Regions from separate parts of the Homo sapiens genome. Here region 2 is linked to region 1. A link is an interaction called in ENCODE POLR2A ChIA-PET data of the cell type or tissue named here. Cell type or tissue: HepG2. All regions are shown on one strand.

Region 1 (5,000 bases):
TCTGACTAATTGCTTTTTATTTTTATTTTTTGTGGAGATAGGGTCTCACTTTGTTGCCCAGGCTGGTCTCACTTTGTTGCCCAGGCTGGTCTCAACCTCCTGGCCTCAAGCGATCCTTTCACCTTGGCCTCCCAAAGTGTTAGGATTACAGACGTGAGCCACTGTACCCAGCTACCTGTAACAATTTTAAGCTTATCTTAAAAAAATTGTCAGATCATTTTATTTTCCGAGGTTCTTAGGATATAATCCTATTGTTTTGTGTAACTGATGACTTTTGTTCATGATGAATTGTTTTCTTGTGTATTTTATAATTTTAAGTTGTGAAGTCATCTTCAGTGAGGCTTTATTAGAGGAATCCTGTGTGTCCAGATGCAGGGTCTGTCTCTCCAGAGTACTTTTCTGCTTATTTCTAACATATCTTAGAAGCACCATCTTGCTGTTCTTTTCAAATCCTCTGCATATTGCATCATCACTGCTGTCACTTTGTGAGCACGTACTTTCCCTATGAGGAAGGAGAAAGTGTTTTTTCCTACTACAGTCCAGGGTGAAACAAATTTCCTTGTTTCTCTGCTGGTTGGTGATTATTATTTTTCCTTATCCAAATTCCATCTGAGGATATAGTCCTTGGACGCCCTTAACTTTCTGTGGGAATCTGTGTCAACTCTCTACCATAGGTGTTCCAGGCCTTGTCTCAGACCACAGGCAAGTGCAAAAGCTCAGCTCCCAGATAACCAAGGCTGACACTTGTCCCTAAGGAAGCTGCAGGGTCAGCTTGGTTTCAGTTCTCTTTTCTTTTCTTGTATCTGGGTATTTCAATTTATTTTCTTGTGGATTCAGCTATTTAGACAAAGGTTTGCTTTATTTTGTCCAGCAGCAATTTCTAAGTGCTTGTGGTCAAAAGATTTTCAAGTTTTCCAGTCAGCCAAAATAGCAGAACCAGAAAATATTCTTTACATGTGAAGAGTTCATATAAATTAGTAAACTACCAAGCTTACAAGTGGCAAAGGTCATAAATACAGAATTTTTAAAAGCAGAAATACAAATGTTCCATAAACATTTGGAAAGGCCAAGAAATACAATTAAAACAATAAGACAAGACACAATTGTGGCCTATCAAAGTCATGGATATTTACAAAAAGAAAGAACAAGAATTGTGTCAATGGCACGGTGAATTGAGTATTGTAACCCATTCAGTGAAAACATAAATGGGTTATTTGAAAATAATTTGCTTTAAGAGCCTTAAAAAATTTATTTCCCCTGAGCTAGTATTCATACTTCTAGAAATCTACACTAAGGAAATAATCTAAAATGCAGATAATTGGTAAATTTCATATTCAGAAAGAAACATGTTATTTTTAAAAAATGTATATCACCTTCCTTGAAATCAGGGATATTTTATTTACTGCAGTCTTCAAAACCCCAGGCATAGACAAAGATTGCAGAGGTTGTATAAAGGCTTAAGACACAAACACTATTAGGGAACAGTCATAGAGTATCTTATGGAAACACCTGCTGAGTGGTTACGGCCACTCTGCCTAGCCCAAGCTGAGGTATAGCTTGGAAGAACAACTGGAGTGGAAACAAATATCAGAAAAACACGTACAGCTATCGTTGACCTTTCCTACGGTAAGCGTTTTCTCATCCTCCTAGAGTGAATGTGGGACTCTGTGGTGTATTCTCCTCGGAAGTCTGCTTTCTTCTGTCATAGCACTGGCTACACTGCCTTGACTTCCCAAAGGTTGGGAGCTCCTTTGGGTCTGTGACTGTGTGCCCTTTACCTCTATATTCCAGTATTATATAGGGCAAACCAAAGGTACTCAATAAATGTCTGTAGAATGAACGAATGAGACTCATGGGTAACTGCTCATCCTATAAATCTTAGGTAAGGTGGTTTGCAGGAGGCCTTGTGCAGCAATAAATGCAGGAGTCCACGCATTAGGATTCCTTTGGCGGCAACTTCCTCAGCTTCCAACACTGACGGAAAATGGTTAGAGGCCTAGGTGCATGTGGGTCAGGAGCCTTGCTGACAGATCCAAAGCTGACAGTCTGGAGCATGTGTGCATGCTGCCTTTGGACTCTGGGACATGTCACTGATATTCTCCAGGAAACTTGTGAAACCTCCTGTTTATAAAGGTTTCTCCATCTGTTATACTTTCTGTACTTTCCCTTCTGCAGCTCTTGGTAACACGGATGTTTGCATTCCACAGGGATTCCTGTTGCTAAAAGGTCTGTTTTCTCCTGCTAGCCACCCTCATCAGCCAGAGTTCAAACCCTGACAGTGCCCATGGAGAGATCTGGTCCAAGGCACCAACCTCTTCCTGCTGGACTGAGAAAGAGCCTCCTACTGTGTCTCTCTTTACCTCAGCTTTTGCACACCTCCAATATATTGTCCACTGAAGTCAGAATAATCTAAAAATAAAGGCTGATTACCTCATGTGGTATAAACTTACCAATGACTCCCCGTTGCCTAGAGGCTCAAATTGCTAGCATGGCCTGGCGTGTGGCCCTGGTCAACCAAGTCTCACTTCCACACCCTGACACTGCCACTATGACAAACTGTTTGTTTCATCTTGTTTTCACCCCCAACCTCCACACCTTTGTCCATGCTGGTTTCTCCACTTGGGATGTGTCTTCCTCTATTGACTGGAGAACTCCTATTTTTACTTTAAAACACCAACAAGATACCATCCCTCTTTGAAGGCTTCTTTGTCTCCCTTCAAGCAGAATCAGGTGGGCCCTCCCCCGTGCTCCTATAGCAATTCGTATAGAACTTCTAAACAAGAGTATTTCTTTGAAACTTCTGTCTTACCCATGAGTCTGCTGTTTTTCTCCGTAACATCTCCTTCAGCCAGACTCTCACTCCACCCTAACTGCCCAGGTTTCACCCCTCACCTGGACTGTTGCAAGAACATCTTCATGGGGTTTTCTATCCCTGCTTTGTCCCAGTAATGTAACTGCCACACCACAGTTAAAGGGAATCTTCTTAAACTACATATATGATCAAGTCATTTTCTTGATTAAAATCATTGGCTGGATCCCTAATGCTTTCCAGAATAAAGCCCAAATTCCTTAGCATGTGCTGCCTAAAAGGGGATCCCAAAGCACACGGACTGACAGGGTCTAGGGTCACTCTCAGACCCTGTAAGTCCAAGAGCTCTTGTAGCCCATGGGCTTTGTATCCATGGTCAGCCACTGTGATTTATTGCTTTGGGAGTTAGGAAGTCACTTTGGAAAGGCTCATGTTTCCTGGTTCCAGACTGCCCTGCCAGGCCCACTGAAGCAGCTGCTGGGAGGCCCCTGTGGGCAGCACTAGACAGGAGTGCTGCTCAACTGGAAATAAGTCCTGGGGCTGTTCTGACAGCTCTAATCCTAGCCAAGAGCTCTTGGAAGTCCACCTTGTAGGGCCAAGATGGGGCAGGAGCCTAGGTCCTTACCAGAGGGGCCACAGCTGCGGCTTGAATTCTGATTTGCAAGCTTTTTAAACTCCATGAGCTCCGCATGGTCCTTCTCATACGTCCTCTTTAGATTCTCCACATACTGCATCATCACTTCCGTTGCTTTCGACATGCGCTTTTCCTGCGGGGAAGGAGCGCATGAGTGCATGAGGCCATTGGAGGAAAGGCTCCGTTGGCACTTATTTGCTCTGACCTAGGGTCTGGGCTAGGAGAATCAAAAGGATACAGGGACAAGACTCTGCCCTCTGAAGAGTTTGCTGTCTGCCATGTGAGCTGAGAGGTGGACTCAGCACCTGCGCTTAGGGAGAATGAGAAAAGCACAGCCACCACACTGCAGGAGATGACAGGCAGAGGAGAGTTGTTTCTGCTTGCAGAGAACGGGTCAGGGGAGGCTTCATGGAGAGGGAATGCAGTGGATGTAGGATGTGAGCAGCATCTGGGCCCATAGACAAGGGCAGGAGGGACACAGCGTTCAGGCCAGGGAACTCCAAGAGGAGTCTAGAGGCAGGGAAGCACAGGGCTTATATGTAGATGAGGTTTTATCCTCTGAATAAGAGTCCTCTGGAGAGTGAAGAAAGGCACGACGACAAATTATGCTGGGACAATCGACATAATAAACCAGGGCTGTCCAGAAAGCCCAGACACTGCAGGTCCTCCTACCTATGTAGGGATCAGCAAGCAGTTGGGTCTATTTGTAAGTCTGGGTTGTGAAGGACCTCGAATGCTAGACAAAGGAATTTGAACTTATTCTGAAGGAAAAGGGAAGCCATTGAATATCTCCCTTAAAGTAAGAGAGTAATATAATCAGGTCATAGGTAGAGATGGGACTCAAGGGAGTGAGACTGGTGGCAGTGAGGGCAGCAGGTAAAAACAGGATGAAGCCTGACCTGGCCCAGTGGAGCCAGAGAGGAAGGCAAAGACTGAGACATAGCAGCCAAGACGAGGGAGCCATTTGGAGAAGGGAGCAGATGGCGTGAGTGACAGGTGGGCTGAGGCACAAGTTTGGGAAGCCTGCACACAATGAGAACAATTTCTCTCTGCTCATACCCCAGTTAGATCCCTCAGAGGATCTAGCTCAGGCCCTGCCTGGCCACAGAGGGACACACCCAGTGGCTTCGCAGGAACAGGTCCCACAGTCATGCGTGGCTGAGACCAGCTACTTCCCTAGAGTCCTCCCGTGTTGCTGCTCCCAGCTGGAGTGACTTCCTGGGCACCACTGCTGAGTCAGATGTCCTTGTCCTGAAGGACACAGGGTGGGATGGCCCAGCGACAGGTCTTTCTTTTATTTAATAGGAACTGCTCAGGGCTGCACCACCCCAGGAACCTCCTCTCATGTAACCAGAGCAGCAGGACATAGATTCATGTCATAGCAACATAATAACAACATCCAAATGCTTTACAAGTACGGCAGCAACCCTCTATGGCAGATACTGTGACCATCCTCATTTTATACTTGAAAAGACTGAAGCAGAGAAACCTCAGTAAGGGGCCCAAGGTCACACAGCGAATGAAGGTTGGAGCCAGGATTAGAACTCGGGCAATGTG
Region 2 (5,000 bases), 1.7 Mb before region 1:
AGGCCGAGATGGGTGGACTGTTTGAGCCCAGGAGTTAGAGGCCAGCCTGGGCAACATGATGAGACACCATCTCTATAAAAAATGTAAAAATTGGCCCAGCACAGTGGCTCACGCCTATAATCCCAACACTTTGGGAGGCCGAGGCGGGTAGATCACAAGGTCAGGAGTTCGAGACTGTCCTGGCTAACACGGTGAAACCCCGTCTCTACTAAAAATACAAAAAAAAAAAAAATTAGCTGGGTGTGGTGGTGGTGCCTGTAGTCCCAGCTACTCAGGAGGCTGAGGCAGGAGAATGACATGAACCCGGGAGGTGGAGCTTGCAGTGCCCAAGGTCGTGCCACTGCACTCCAGCCTGGGCGACAGAGTGAGACTCCATCTCAAAAAAAAAAAAAAAAAAATTAGCCAGGTGTGTTGGCGTGTGCCTGTGGTCCCAGCTACTCAGGAGGTTGAGTTGGGGGGATCACTTGAGCCTAGGAGGTGGAGGCAACAGTGAGCCACACTTGCGCCATTGCAGTCCAGCCTGGGTGGCAGAGCAAGACCCTGTCTCAAAAAAAAAAAAAGAAAGAAGTAGATCGTGACAAATAAAGATGCATATTCTAATTCCTAGAACAATCACTAAAAAATTTTTTTAAAGGCCGGGTGCGGTGGCTCATGCCTGTAATCCCAGCACTTTGGGAGGCCGAGGTGGGTAGATCACCTGAGGTCAGGAGTTCAAGACCAGCATGGCCAATATGGTGAAACCCTCTCTCTACTAAAAATACAAAAAAATTAGCCAGGCATAGTGGTGGGCACCTGTAACCCCAGCTACTTGAGCAGCTGAGGCAGGAGAATCACTTGAATCTGGGAGGCAGAGGTTGCAGTGAGCCGAGATCATGCCATTGCACTCCAGCCTAGGCAACAAGAGTGAAACCTTGGTCTTGAACTCCTGACCTTAACTGATCTGCCCACCTTGGCCTCCCAAAGTGCTGGAATTACAGGCGTGAGCCACCACACCTGGCCCAAATTTTAATATCTTTTCAAAGAACCAACTGTTGGTTTCATTGATTTTTCTCTATTTTTCTACTTTGTATTTTATTGATTTCTACCTAATCATCATTATACCCTTCCTCCTGCTTCCTTTGGGTTTAGTTTGTTCTTCTTTTCCTAGTTTTTCTTTTTCTTTCTTTTCTTTTCTTTTCTTTTTTTTTTTTTTTTTTGAGATGGAGTCTTGCTCTATTGCCCAGGCTGGAGTGCAGTGGTGCAATCTCAGCTCACTGCAACCTCCACCTCCCAGGTTCAAGTGATTCTCCTGCCTCAGCCTCCCGAGTAGCTGGGATTACAGGTGCATGCCACCACATCTGGCTAATTTTTGTATTTTTAGTAGAGACGGGGTTTCACCATGTTGGCCAGGCTGGTCTCGAACTCCTGACCTCAACTGATCTGCCCACCTCAGCCTCCCAAAGTGCTGGGATTACAAGCATGAGCCAGCATGCCCGGCTCCTAGTTTCTTAAGGTAGAAACTTAGGTTATTGATTTGACCTATATTCTTTTCTAATATAGACATCTAAAGCTTGGCACTTCCCTCTAATCACAGTTTTAGCTGCCTCTCATACATTTTGATATATCACATCTTTGTTTCCTTTCAGTTCAAAACATTTCCTAGTTTCCCTTGTGATTTAGTCTATGACCCATGGATTATTTACCTATGCGTTGTTTAATTTGCAAATATTTGTAGATTCCCCAAATTGTCTATTGTTGATTTCTAATTTAATTCTATTGTGGGTAGAGAACATACCTGGTATGATTTCAGTCCTTTTAAATTCATTGAGACTTGTTTTATGACCTAATAATGGTCTGTTTTGGAGAATGTTCTGGGAGTATTTGACAAGAATGTGTATTGTGCTATTGTTGGATGGAGTTTCCTATAGGTGTCAAGGTGGCTGACAGTATCGTTTAGCCTTCTATATCTTTGCTGATTTTCTGTTTGTTCTATCAGTTATTAAGACTGAGGATTGGGCTGGGCACGGTGGCTCATGCCTGTAATCCCAGCATTTTGGGAGGCTGAGGTGGGCGAATCATGAGGTCAGGAGTTCAAGACCAGCCTGACCAACACGGTGAAACCCTGTCTCTATTAAAAATACAAAAAGTAGCCGGGTGTGGTGGCACGCGCCTGTAATCCCAGCTACTCAGGAGGCTGAGGTAGGAGAATCACTTGAACCCAGGAGGCAGAGGCTGCAGTGAGCTGAGATCACACCACTGCACTCCAGTGTAGGTGACAGAGTGAGACTCCATCTCAAAAAAAAAAAAAAAAGAGTGAGGTGTTGAAGTCCCCAACTACCACTGTTGAATTGTCTATTTCTTGCTTGAATTTTGTCAGTTTTTGCTTTGGTATTTTGAGGCTGTGTTGTTAGGGTCATGTACATTTGCAAGTGCTATATCTTCCAGATGTAATGATTTGTCATTTTTGTGATTCTGATATGCCCCACTTTGTCTAGTGATATTTCTTGTCTTCAAGTCTATTTTGTCTGATGTTAATACATTTACTTCAGCAATCTTTTTTTGGCAAGGGGAGTCGCTTAAAGCAACACAAGTTTATTATCTTAAGGTTCTGGAAGTCAGATGTCTGAAATGGTTTTCACTGGACTACAATCAAGGTATCTGCAGGATTCTGTTTCTTTACTCCAGCAATATTATGCTTATAGTTTACATGGTATATCTTTTTCTTTAACTTTCAACTTATTTGTGTGTTTGACTATAAGTTGTGTTTCTTGTAGACAGACAGTTGGATCTAAGCCAGTCTGACAATCTCTGCTTATAGAATGGGCTGTTGAGACCATTCACATTTAACATTATTATCGAGATGGCTGAATTTACATTTGATCACAGTGGTGCAATCTCGGCTCACTGCAACCTCCACCTCCCAGGTTCAAGCAATTCTCCTGCCTCAGCCTCCTGAGTAGCTGAGACTACAGGCATGCGCCACCACACCCAGCTAATTTTTGTATTTTTAGTAGAGATGGGGCTTCACCATGTTGGACAGGATGGTCTCGATCTCTTGACCTCATGATCCACCCACCTTGGCTTCCCAAAGTGCTGGGATTACAGGCATGAGCCACCACACCTGGCCATCTGTATTTTTTAAAGTTTTATTTATTTATTTATTTTTTGAGACAGAGTTTCACTCCAGCATAGGCCAACATGGTGAAACCCTGTCTCTACTAAATATACAAAAATTAGTCGGGTGTGGTGGCATGCACCTGTAATCCCTGTTACTTGGGTGGATTAGGCAGAAGAATCAATCACTTGAACCTGGGAGGCGGAGATTGTAGTGAGCTGAGATTGCACTACTGCATTCCAGCCTGGGTGACAGAGTGAGACTGTCTCAAAAGAAAAAAAAAGGATATTACAAGTTGACAAAACTTTAACTAGACTGACCAAGATGTTAAAAAAAAAAAAAAAAAAGCAAGAGAGAGAAGGCACAGATTACCATAATCAGATCTTAAAGAAATAAAAAAGATTGTGAGGGAATATTACCAATAGCTTTTTGTCAACAAATTAGACAACTTAAGTGACTGGGCAAATTCTTAGACACCAAGTATTGAAACTGACTCAAGATGGAATAGAAGATCACTTGAGTTCAGGAGTTCAAGACCAGCCTGGGCAACATGGCAAAACCACATCTCTACTACAAAAAGTACCAAAAAAATTAGGTGGGCCTAGTGGTGATGCATGCCTGTAGTCCCAGCTACTCGAGTGGCTAAGGTGGGAGAATCACCTGAGCCCAGGGAGTTGAGGCTGTAGTGAGCTGTGATTATGCCACGGCACTCCAGCCTTGGCAACAGGAGTGAGACCTTGTCTCAAAAAAAAAAAAAAAAAAAAAAGAAGGAATAGAAAATATAAGTAGACCTAAAACAAGGAAAAAAGTTGAATTAGTAATTAAAAATCTTCCCACAAAGTAAAGCCCAGGCCCAGATGGTTTTAATCAAATGCTTAAGAATAATACCAATTCTACACACTCTTCCAAGAAATAGAACATTCCTAAATCATTCTATAAGGCCAATATTATCCTAATACCAAAAGACACAAAGACCAGAAACAAGAAAACTAGAGATCAATATCCCTCATGAATATACACAGAAAAATCCTCAGTAAAATACTAGCAAACCAAATTCAACAACGAAAGATTGGCTTAATATCCAAAAATCAATTCATTCAACACATGTTAATAGAATAAAAAATAAAAACCACATGATCACATCAATGGACATACAAAAAACGTCTGAAAAACTTCAAAAATCATTCATGATAAAAACTTTCACTAAACCAGGAATAGAAGGAAACTTCTTCTCAACCTGAAGAAGCTAATTAAAAATAATTTTTAAAGATAGATGAGAACTTCCTTAACCTAATAAAGAGTATCTACAAAAAAACAAATATCATACTTAATGGTAAAAGGCTGAATGTTCTGCCTCTAAAATTGGGAACAAGGCAAAGATGTTCCCCTTGCCACTTCTATTCAACATTGTACTACAGGTTCAAGCCAGTGCGATTAGGCAAGAAAAAGAAGTCCTGATTGAAAAGAAAAAAGTTAGCCTTTCTTTATTCACAGAAGATCTGATCCAGTATACAGAAAATCCTAAAGAATCCACAAAAAAATTCTTAGAACAAGTAAATGAGTTTAACAAGGTTACAGGATACAATATCAATATGAAAAAGTCAACTATATTTCTATACACTAGTAATAATTTCATCTGAAAATGAAATTGAGAAAACAATTTCATTCACAACAGCATAAAAATACTTAATAAATTTGTTAAAAGAAGTGCAATATGTACACTAATCACTACACAATATTAGTAAAAAAAATAAAGAAAACTGAAATAAATGGACAGACATTCCATGTTCATAAATTCAAAAACCCAATATTGTTAAGATTGCAATTCTTCCTCAATTAATCTGTGAATTCAATATAATCTCTATCAAAACATCAACAGTTGTTACACAGAAGTTGACAAACTGAA

The links. Peaks named below come from ENCODE experiments on the same cell type or tissue, not always from the same donor. Only the 100,000 strongest peaks of a DNase experiment are listed, where the experiment ranks them.
Region 2: POLR2A ChIA-PET joins it to region 1 with 7 read pairs; 2 of 35 experiments call an interaction of 5 or more read pairs at or near these places.

What each region holds. Positions count from the first base shown.
Region 1 is chr11:10,597,484-10,602,483 of GRCh38, forward strand. IRAG1 (inositol 1,4,5-triphosphate receptor associated 1) reads right to left here. Exons shown (of 21, transcript NM_130385.4): 15 at 3,435-3,576. It overlaps IRAG1-AS1 (IRAG1 antisense RNA 1), which reads left to right. Exons shown (of 4, transcript NR_046375.1): 4 at 2,208-2,449. Among named protein-coding and RNA genes, the nearest start is that of LYVE1, 31 kb to the left of the region's middle. In HepG2, no CTCF peak of the experiment used is centred here; a DNase peak (open chromatin) is centred at 2,128.
Region 2 is chr11:8,900,052-8,905,051 of GRCh38, forward strand. It overlaps a transcript of DENND2B not described here. Among named protein-coding and RNA genes, the nearest start is that of AKIP1, 8.6 kb to the right of the region's middle. In HepG2, no CTCF peak of the experiment used is centred here; no DNase peak of the experiment used is centred here.